Regions from separate parts of the Homo sapiens genome. Here region 1 is linked to region 2. The links are chromatin contacts, found by Hi-C or POLR2A ChIA-PET in ENCODE. All regions are on one chromosome and are shown on one strand. Each heading gives the region's core, a stretch centred on a gene start or an enhancer-like site at or near the end of the contact. The rest is flanking DNA. Distances are from core to core; before and after follow the strand shown. Region 1 has its middle 110 kb from the start of BCAS1-AS1. Region 2 overlaps LOC105372672 (a long non-coding RNA gene).

What was found. Hi-C counts contacts between places; a loop is a spot of excess contacts on that map. ChIA-PET counts read pairs that join two places held with the same protein, here RNA polymerase II (POLR2A). Pooled maps may share reads with other maps.
Region 1: a map of Caco-2 shows a loop between it and region 2 (4-fold over the local background). The contact joins two enhancer-like sites. A Hi-C loop is called at or near these places in 1 of 168 maps with a recorded cell type or tissue (Caco-2) and 2 of 50 pooled maps. POLR2A ChIA-PET finds 5 or more read pairs at or near these places in 9 of 52 experiments (AG04450, BJ, H1 and 5 more).

Annotation. Positions count from the first base shown.
Region 1 is chr20:53,799,215-53,804,762 of GRCh38, reverse strand. No RefSeq gene overlaps it. Among named protein-coding and RNA genes, the nearest start is that of BCAS1-AS1, 110 kb to the left of the region's middle. RefSeq lists an enhancer at 2,966-3,467 and a silencer at 5,447-5,548. Within about 2 kb of position 2,987, at least 3 of the 41 ENCODE cell types and tissues checked have a DNase peak (open chromatin) inside an H3K27ac peak, as active enhancers do; they include PC-3, where a contact is called at or near this core.
Region 2 is chr20:53,620,827-53,626,241 of GRCh38, reverse strand. All of the region lies in intron 2 of LOC105372672 (a long non-coding RNA gene), which reads right to left. Among named protein-coding and RNA genes, the nearest start is that of ZNF217, 30 kb to the right of the region's middle. RefSeq lists an enhancer at 3,933-4,697. Within about 2 kb of position 2,726, at least 39 of the 41 ENCODE cell types and tissues checked have a DNase peak (open chromatin) inside an H3K27ac peak, as active enhancers do; they include PC-3, where a contact is called at or near this core.

The sequences.
Region 1 (5,548 bases), core at 1,738-4,237, 180 kb before region 2:
CTATAATTCCAGCACTTTGGGAGGCTGAGGCAGGCAAATCACTTGAGCCCAGAAGTTCAAGACCAGCCTGGGAAACATAGGGAGACTTTGTCTCTCCAAAAACAACTTTAAAAATTAGCCTGATAAGGCCAGGCATGGTGGCTCACGACTGTAATCCCAGCACTTTGGGAGTCCGAGGTGGGCAGATCACAAGGTCAGGAGTTCGAGACCAGCCTGACCAACATGGTGAAACCCCGTCTCAACTAAAAATACAAAAATTAGCCAGGTGTGGTGGCACACACCTGTAATCCCATCTACTCAGGAGGCTGAGGCAAGAGAATCACTTGAACCCAGGAGGCAGAGGTTGCAGTGAGCCGAGATTATGCCACTACACTCCAGCCTGGGCAACAAAGCGAGACTCCGCCTCAAAAAAATAAATAAATAAAAATTAGCCTGGCATAGGTGGCATGCACCTGTAGTCCCGGTTCTTGGGAGGCTCAGGTGGAGGATCACTTGAGCCCTGGAGTTCAAGACTGCCGTGAGCCATGATCCCACCACTCCACTTCAGCCTGGGTGACAGGGTGAGACTCTGTCTCAAAAAAAAAAAAAAAAAAAAAGTCTCCAGAGTAAATAATGTGAAGCAGGAGGAAATGTGTATTAATGAACTTGAATTTGCAACCCAGAGTGAATTAGTCAGTATTTAAAGTATGGTAATCAGGAACCCACCAGGCAGTGACAGTTGCTTAAGTCTTTCAGATATTATAGGACCCTGCACCAGAGGGTTTGCTGGAAAGGATACTAGAAATAATGTTCACTGCTGAAATGAGTGGTGTTCAAGATACAATTGGATAGAATGTATGGGAGATTGGGTGTGGTGGCTCACACCTGTAATACCAGTAATTTGGGAAGCCAATGCAGGAGGATTGTTTGAGGCCAGGAGTTTGAGACCAGCCCTGGCAATACAGTGAGATCACATCTCTACAAAAGTTTAAAAATTAACTGGACATGGTGACATGCGCCTGTAGTTCCAACTACCCAGGAGACTGACATGAGAGAATTGCTTGATTCCAGGAGTTCAAGGCTGCAGTGAGCTAAGATTGAGCCACTGCACTCCAGCCTGGGCAACAGAGTAAGACCCCGCCTCAGAAAAAAAAAAAAAAAAAGGAAGGAAGGAAGGAATGAAGGGAGGGAGGGAGGGAGGGAGGGTTCCATTATCCTTGCACGGTATAAGAATACAGCAGTCTCTTGAGAGGTCGAGACGGGTGGATCACGAGATCAGGAGATCAAGACCATCCTGGCTAACACGGTGAAACCCCGTCTCTACTAAAAAACAAAAAATTAGCCGGGCTTGGTGGCGGGTGCCTGTAGTCCCAGCTACTCAGGAGGCTGAGGCAGGAGAATGGTGTGAACCTGGGAGGTGGAGCTTGCAGTGAGCCGAGATCGCGCCACCGCACTCCAGCCTGGGGGACAGCGAGGCTCCGTCTCAAAAAAAAGAATACAGCAGTATCCACCTGTTAAGATCTCTAGAGCCATGCTAGAGATATTTATTTTCAATATAATTTATTTAATTGTAAGTTTATATAACCATTTTAATAATGGCTATGTTTAACAATCAGGTCACAAAATTCCTGAAAATTTAACAGTTGGCTCTGGTTGGCCTAAGAGAACTGGCTTCAGCTCCTTGGTGCTGAGCCTGGGCTGCTCTGCCTAAACTCTCTGCCTGTTGGCACTTGATCATCTTTCAGATCTTGGCCAAGCAGTACTTGGTTAAAGAATTCTCAGTGCATTCTGCCACAGCTCGTCACACTTGGGTTAGCTAATTCTATGTACGATTATTGTTTGATTGTTGCTTTGACCGCTTATCATGTCAGCTCCACGAAAGCTGGGGCTTTCATCTATGTTTGTCCTGTCCCCTCCTGTATCTCCCATGCCATTCACAGGGCCTGGTACCCAGGAGGTGCCCAATTAACATCCATTTAAGAAATAAATGGGCTGGGCATGGTGGCTCACACCTGTAATCCCAGCACTTTGGGAGGCCAAGGAGGGTGGCTCACCTGAGGTCAGGAGTTCGAGACCAGCCTGGCCAACGTGGCAAAACCCTGTCTCTACTAAAAATATAAAAATTAGCCACACACGGTGGCATGTGCCTATGGTCCTAGCTACTCGGGAGGCTGAGGCAGGAGAATCGCTTGAGTCCAGGAGGTGGAGGTTACCGTGAGCTGAGATCGCACCACTGCACCCCATCCTGGGCAACAGAGACTCCGTCTCAAAAAAAAAAAAAGAAAGAAAAGAAATAAATGAATGAGAAATTTCCATTAAGGCTTTCTCTACTTACATGTGCAAGTTTTGGTGATGTTATGGAGAAATTAGATAAAATTTTGCACATAAAGAGTGAATGATTTGTTTACTAACTGGCCCATTCGTCAACTCTTTGCAGTAGTTCCATCTTTTTGTACCGTGGACCCTGTTGGTTGTCTGAGGAAGCCTGTGATCCCGTTCTCAGGACAAAAAAATGCACAGGCTTGCAAAGAAATCCAATTACATTAAAATGCAGTTCCCCTAAAAATGTTAAAACAAATGTATAATATGGTAATATGTGTGCATTTTTATTAACACATTAAGTGACAAGATGCAGTGCAGATTCTAACAACTGTAATTTTGAGATAGCAATAACTATAGAGGATACTTCCTATTATTTGTAACTCTGGTGTAAGATGAAAATATCTGGTTTCCACTGGCAACAAAGTCTCAAGGACTGCTAATTCTGCTGTGGTTTGCCTATATTCAAAAGGTGGAAAATAGGCCGGGCGTGGTGGCTCACGACCGTAATCCCAGCACTTTGGGAGGCCAAGGTGGGCAGATCACGAGGTCAGGAGTTCGAAACGAGCCTGGCCAACATGGCATAACCCTGTCTCTACTTAAAATACAAAAATCAGCTGGGCGTGGCAGCACACGCCTGTAGTCCCAGCTACTCAGGAGGCTGAGGTACAAGAATCGCTTGAGCCTGGCAGGCAGAGGTTGCAGTGAGTCAGGATCGCGCCACTACACTCCAGCATGGACGACAGAGCGAGACTCTGTCTCAAACAAAAAAAAAAAAAAGAAAGAAAGGGGAAAAATGAGAAAATGCAGATTAGAGTATATATGTGTTTTTGTTTGTTTGTCTGTTTGTTAATCAATGTATCATAAATTCTATCCCAGGACTGCTTGGGAGTCCGTGGACACCTGGTTAAGGATTCCTATGGACAGATCAATTAACCCAAGGGCTCCAGGAGATGCAGATCAAAGACCGCCACACAAGAAAGAGGCCACACAGATAAAGAGCCCAGGACCTGCTGTCAGACCTCCCCAGATTCAGATTCTTAGGCCTGCCCCTTATAGGCTGTGTGACCTCGGACAAGTTCCTTATTTACTCTGAGCCTGAGTGTCCTCGCTCGTAAAATGGGTCTAACAACGACCACCTCCAAGAAAGATCACGATGCTGAAATGACTCAGAACAGTGCCTGGAGTGGAAGAGCTGCTGGGAAAATAATAACTGCTATTTCTACATCAGTTATGCCAGTTCTTTTTGACCTAAGAAACTCCAGCGCTTTTAATACAATCAAACTGGGTTATTGGTGACTTACAGAGGAGACCCTAGGCAGGTAACTATTGAACCTTGAAAACCGTAACATGGACACAGAGTAGAGAGCCCATTTATCTCAACTGGATTCTTCTCAGTGGACTTCGAGCTTCTTATCAGAAAAACACTTTGATGACAGCGCTTAGTGCTTAACAGCTTAAGAGCAGTTCAAACATGCGCCAGAGGCTTGCTGAGGAGGCCCGCCCTCCAGATTCTGCAAATAGATACACTGGGGTGAGCCTGCAGCCCAATTTGCCCAGGACTGTCCTGGTTAATGCTTGCGGTCCCCGTGTGATTATTAATAGTATCTGTTGTATCCATACGAGCGTCCCAATTTAGATGATCCTATAGATGGTCACTGTTGATAAGGACCATGGCTGCCTTCTCCCTTAGCTGCCAAGCTGTGTATAGGATATTGTTTCTCCTTGGCAGAATTCAGAAAGTAAGTTTGGACCCTCTGGAATTCTGGTCCTTTTCTTCTAGGTTTCAGGCATCATTATTGCATAGGAGCTTTGAAGTCCAAAGTAATCTAGAGTTAGAATGACCAGACATCCTGGTTTCTTGGATTTTATTTTAAGTGGGAGGGGAGTTACTGAAGGGGTGATTATATATCAGTTCACTTAATCCTTATACTTATATATTAATAGCCCAGGCTTGGTGGCTCACACTTGTAACCCCAGGACTTTGGGAGGCTGAGGCAGAAGGATCGCTGAGCTCAGGAGATTGAGATCAGCCTGGGCAACACAGTAAGATCCCCATGTCTACCAAAAATTTAAAAACTTCAGCCAGGTGTGGAGGTACACACGTGTAGTCCCACCTACGCAGGAGGCTGAGGAGAATCACTTGAGTCCAGCAGGTTGAGGCTCAATGAGCCATAATCACACCACTGCCACTACACTCCAGCCTGGGCGACAGAGTGAGAACCTGTCTCAAAATAAAAATAAAAATATTATCATACTTAATAATAACGCTCTGGGGGTAAACATTGTTATTCCCATTGATGCATGAGAAGAGTAAGGCCCAGAAAGAAAAAATAACCTGTCCAGAGCCTCACAAATGGTAAACAATAGAGTCTGGACTTGATTCCAGATCACTTGACCAACTGCCCTGATTTGCAGATCCTCTGAGTTCAACCAAAGAAATGAGCACAAAAAAATCTCTCTGTGCCTGCAGGTGTGACATTCTTAACCCTGTCTTTAATACAACTGCCACATCCCAGCGTTCCTTGACAGACTGTGGAGCACACCTAAGCCACCTTGCTTGCCATAGGGTTTGGCTCCATGACCTTGATGTGAGTTCATAGATTTGTTTGCAGTTGTGAAAATTAAATGAGAGAGCGAGATTTCATTGTGTGTGTGGAGTGTGTGTGTGTGTGTTGGGGGAGGGAGGAGAACAAACGATTTTAAATTCAGCCTAAAATTAAATGCACATTGGATGCATGCCAAACGGACTCCACAACCACCAGACTTTGCAAGTTTCAACGATTTCCAAGTCCTTCCTTTGTTTTTTTTTCTTTTTTTGAGACGGAGTCTCACTGTGTCGCCAGGCTGGAGTGCAGTGGTGCGATCTTGGCTCACTGCAAGCTCTGCCTCCCAGGTTCAAGCAATTCTCCTGCCTCAGCCTCCTGAGTAGCTGGGATTACAGGCACGCACTACCACGCCCAGCTAATTTTTGTATTTTTAGTAGAGATGGGGTTTCACTATGTTGGCCAGGATGGTCGCAATCTCCTGACCTCATGATCCGTCTGCCTTGGCCTCCCAAAGTGCTGGGATTACAGGCATGAGCCACTGTGCCCAGCCTGCAAGCCCTTCTTCTGCCGAGTGCTATGCTAGTTTCTAGAAGAAGAGGGATGTTACTCATTCATCTGCTATGCATGGTCCACTATGTTCCAAGGTGGGAGACGTGTACAGAGGTGAGCACCTCCAGCCTTCAGGCCACTTATATTCCCAG
Region 2 (5,415 bases), core at 1,477-3,976:
GTATAAGTCTATTATGCTCAATAAGAATTTCAAAGTTCACTGAACTTTTTCATACAATAAAATCATTTACACTTTTCTCTTGGGATTTACATGGAGTTCACTTTAAAATGACAGACTTCGGTTCTTTTCATCATACACAGAATGGAAAGCTTAATTAAATTTATACTGGTCATAGCTTTTGCCTGTGTCCTTCAGTGTTTAGAAACTGTATAATAAAGACAAGTTTTAATGAACAATATAAGTTCTGTGTACTTCAATTTCAGTTGTGTCTCAAAGATCATTTTTCTTTCTCATTAAAATTGCACTGCAATATTCTATATAGTGTGTGCCACATTAAAAAATATGTGTGTGTGTATGTATAAAAACTGAGACTTTAGGCCAGGCGCGGTGGCTCATGCCTGTAATCCTAGCATTTTGGGAGGCCAAGGTGGGTGGATTACGAGGTCAGGAGTTCAAGACCAGCCTGGCCAAGATGGTGCAACCCTGTCTCTACTAAAAATAAAAAAATTAGCCGGGCACGGTGGCAGGTGCCTGTAATCCCAGCTATTCGGGAGGCTGAGGCAGGAGAATCACTTGAACCCAGGGGGTGGAGGTTGAAGTGAGCCAAGATTGCCCCACTGCACTCCAGCCTGGGCGATAAAGTGAGACTCCGTCTCAAAAAAAAAAAAAAGCCTTTAATTTTTATTTTTTTTTTACTTTCTCTTTTGAAGGAGGAAGAGATAAATCATAAGGACAGAACTGATATTAAAGATTTGGTCTGAAAAAGGAAGCCTCCAGGGAATGTTATGAAGAGTCCATGTGGGTAAAACTTATTTGTGCTTTCTATTTCATCATGAATGATTATTCAGATTCAGAATGAGAGCATTAAAGAACTGTGAATTCTCCATGAAAAATGATAGTTTTTTCTACTTGTGGTTTAGTTTATTGATATTCAATCTTGTTTCATAAAAAAGGATGTTTACCATATTAAACATGTTTAAAGATGGAAAACTATTCCTTACATATTAAAAGAGTACAAGAAATATTTATGTATACATATAAATATATAGTAAGACATATTTAAAATATGTAAAGATGAAACAAAACCTTTATTTGTAGATAGCTGAGTAACTAGAAAATATAATTGGCCGGGCGCGGTGGCTCACGCCTGAAATCCCAGCACTTTGAGAGGCGGAGGCAGGTGGATCACCTGAGGTCAGGAGTTTGAGACCAGCCTGACCAATATGATGAAACCCTGTGTCTACTAAAAATGCAAAAATTAGCCGGGCATGGTGGCGGGCACCTGTAATCCCAGCTACTTTTCTTTTTTTTTTTTTAATTTGAGATGGAGTCTCACACTGTCGCCAGGCTGGAGTGCAGTGGCGCGAGCTCAGCTCACTGCAACCTCCGCCCTCCGAGTTCAAGCGATTCTCCTGCCTCAGCCTCCCGAGTACTGGGATTACAGGTGCCTGCCACTGCACTCGGCTAATTTTTTGTATTTTTAGTAGAGACGGGGTTTCACCTTCTTGGCCAGCCTGGTTTTGAACTCCTGACCTCGTGATCCACCTGCCTCGGCCTCCCAAAGTGCTGGGATTACAGGTGTGAGCCACTGCACCCGGCCAATCCCAGCTACTTATGAGGCTGAGACAGGAGAATCGCTTGAATCCAGGAGGCGGAGATTGCAGTGAGCTGAGATCGTGCCATTGCACTCCAGCCTGGGCAACAAGAGCGAAACTCCATCTCAAAAAAAAAAAAAAAAAGAAGAAAATATAATTAAGCCAAATACATATTCTCCCAAGCATTATGATTAAACCTAATTTGCTGTTTGTTTTGTTGTGCTTGGTTTTTTTGTTAGTTTATAGTTTGCTTATTCACTGCTGTTTTTAAAGATAGTAACTATGAGTCCTTCAGCTGGTGAATAAAATCCTCCAAGTTTTAACATTTTACAATTGAATTATATAAACATTGAAAATTGGGTTGAAATAAATCTAGTTGTTCAAGAGCGTATGTTGTATTTTCTAGCTGACCTGACCTGGCTAGGGAACCACTGCATGTTTGTGTTGTAACAACAGAGTTGGCTCATAGATTTTTAAGGAAGTATAAATGGGCAAAAATAAAAGTGCTGGCCTTGATCAATGTCACACACCTCTTTTTCAATGGATTCCAACTTTCTGTTCAGTCTCAATCTGTAATGAGACTCTGACTTTCACCTATACTCGTGAGATTAGAAAAAAATTCTGCCTCTGGGACAGAGGTCAGAGAGCTAATCCCAGCCTCTGTGTGATCTTGGCAGGTTAGTTTACATTTCTGTTCCTCAGTCTCTTCCTCTGTAAAATCGGGATCCTAATAGCACGTATACCATAAGGCTCTAGGAAGGATTAACTGAGTTAATACATGTAAAACTCTTGGGAGAGTGCTTGGGACATGGTGAGGGCTTAAGAAAAATATCTGCCATTATTAGGACGTGAGTTGCTGACAACTTTTCCCCCTCCCCAAAATGGCTACTGCTCTGTAAATAAGAGATAAGAAAACTCCGCTGGAGAGGGAGGGATTTGTAACCCTCTCCCTGTCGGGGGAGAAAATCACTTACTAAAGAACAAAGTTTTCTTTTATATGTCTTGAAAATGAAAACGTTCACAAAAGACAAGTATTCTGCCTAGTGAAAATGCCAGTTAGGGAGAGAAAACGCTGACTCCTCCCAGCTCGCAGCACGAGGAGGAGGAGGAGGGCAGAGCCAAGGGGACTTTAAGCTGAGTAATAGGCAGTATCCCTCGTGAACGCCACCCTCCGTCCTTCTCCTCAGGATTGGAAACCTCCGTAACAGACAGTTCAAGGTCTCCTAGGTATTTTACAAAAATCGTTTGAGAAAGACTTCCCGGGATCATCAATTTTTAACCAGTGCTTACCAGGCATATTCTAAATTAGTGAGACCTAAACCCTGCCTAAGGATTTGTCATGAAGCTCCTGTGATATTTTTTCCTACTGGTGTTAGTAATAACCACCCATTGTGTGAATTACACCATGTGAATTACACAAAAATAATGAGATTTTTTAAAAATAATTTTTTCCCTAAATGTTAGAAAACCCCACCCTATATCATTGTTTAAAAAAAAAGCTGAAAAATACACACATATACAAAGGGAATTAAAAATCACTGGTGATCATTAGTAACATCTTAGTGGATGAGAAAGGTTTTTCTTTTCTTTTTTTTTTAAGTTCCTCAATTGTGTTGCAGAATTTGGGATTTTTTTGCTGCGGGGGAGGAGTATTGGGATAAAATACTACCAGAATAAATTCAAGGAGAAAAAGAGGAAGCCATTTTACACTAATACCAGACTCTAGACCACTTCCTTCTCAAACAGGCACATCCCCTGTTGTGAAAACAGACCAGGAGCTTCAAGGTAGGGAGTGGAAATAGACTTGAATATTCCTTGTGAATTCTAGGAGCTAAAAGCTCAGGTTTAATGCAAAACCAAAGGACATAAGCTCACAGAGTCCTGGTATACAGAAGGGAACATTCAGATCCGGTTTGTAAGGGGCAAGCTCAGCACTCTTGCCAGGGGCCCTGGATTTAAGCATGGACTTTGCAATGTACTAATTTTGTGACCTTCGGAAGGTCATGGTCTCTCTGAGCCACCGTTGTCTAATCTGTGAAATGGGACATTCAACTTCCCCTCTGTACCTTGCAGTGTCATTTTAAGATAATGTATCTGTAAAATCCTTTTAACAGAACAATGCAAACATAAGGTGTTACGTTAAGGAGGCACAATTCCAAGCTTTTCTGTATTGTTTGGATCAAAACATTGTTTCCTTGTCTACATTATTTATCTACATGGACTTACAGTTGTTTGTGAAGATGAAATAAGCAGCTTCCACTGATGGCCTAACCAGAAACTTCAGTGGTTTGACTCTTAGTGAATTTGCCTCAACGTACGTTTTTTAAAAAGTACCTAGAAATAGTCTCACCAGGAAAGAAACAGAATGAAGCTGTCCCTAGGTTAAAACCACCTCACTCACAGTTTATTCCTGAAACAAACATTTGTTGACTGTGTTTTTGACATGGTTTACTGGCCTAAGCTCACAAACTTTCCATAAATGCATCAAGAAGTCAGTATTTCCTAGCCAAACACATTCTCATCTGTATCCCATCTCTGGCCAAATTCCGTAGGGATCTGGCTGTAAATAAGTAATGCCTCCTAGGAGCACGGTTCTGCCTATCTGCGGGCCCACGCCCTTTTGCTGTTCGACTTGAAACTTGGAGGCAGTCCAGGGATATGGCTAAATAATTACTGAGCCAGAACCAGTTAATCACAGGCCCTCCAGAGGTGGGGACCAGGCCCCTGTGCTCTGCACCCTGCGGGGGCAATGGAGGCACTTCAGAGTTTACCATCCTGGTAGGACCTAAGCCTTCGGGGCATCACGAGTCTGTTAAATTACTCCAGTCTTGAGCTAATTTGGTGCAGGCTCCCTGGATTTAGGCCCCAGTGAGTAGTTGGCTTTTCTGTTTTTGGCACAGGTAAGAAAGGAGGAGGGGAAAAAAATGGTGTAAGCAAGTTTCAAAATCTTAGATCATTTCATGAATGACTCAGTGTTTCCTTCTGGAAAAGTGCAAATAATTGGCTTTCATTAATAACTTAGCTTTGAAAAAAATTCCTAAATAGTGAGCAACCTTTCATGCTATCTGAACACTGCCATCCTCCAATCTTCAATTTTATAGCTTCCAGAGGAATTTCATTCACTTGATAACGTGTGCTTGTTGAAAAATAAACTGTCACCTACTTCCTCCTTGAGGCTTCCTGTTCTTTCTGAGAAAAGCATTGAGATTGTCTTTCTTTTTCTCTCTCTTTTGTTTTCCTATGTAAAAATATTCAGCCAGGCACAGCGGCTCATGCCTATAATCCCAGCACTTTGAGAGGCTGAGGCAGGCAGATCACTTGAAGTCAGGAGTTCGAGACCAGCCTGGCCAACATGGTGAAACCCGTCTCTACCAAAAATACAAAAAATTAGCTGGGTGTGGTGGCGCATGCCTGTAATCCCAGCTACTCAGGAGACTGAGGCAGGAGAATTGCTTGAACCCAGGAGGCGGAGGTTGCAGTGAGCTGGGATCCTGCCACTGAACTCCAGCCAGGGCGACAGAGCAAGACTCCATCTCAAAAAAAAAAAATAAAAATTCAGGCCAGGCGCAGTGGCTCACAGCCTGTATTCCCAGCACTTTGGGAGGCCGAGACTGGCAGATCACTTGAGGTCAGGAGTTCAAGACCAGCCTGGCCCTCATGGTGAAACCCTGTCTCTAATAAAAATACAAAAATTAGCCGAGCGTGGTGGTGGGCGCTTGTAGTCCCAGCTACTCCGGGAGGCAAGGGAATCGCCTGAATTCGGGAGGTCGAGATTTCAGTGAGCCGAAATTGTGCCATTGCTCTCCAAAAATAAAATAAA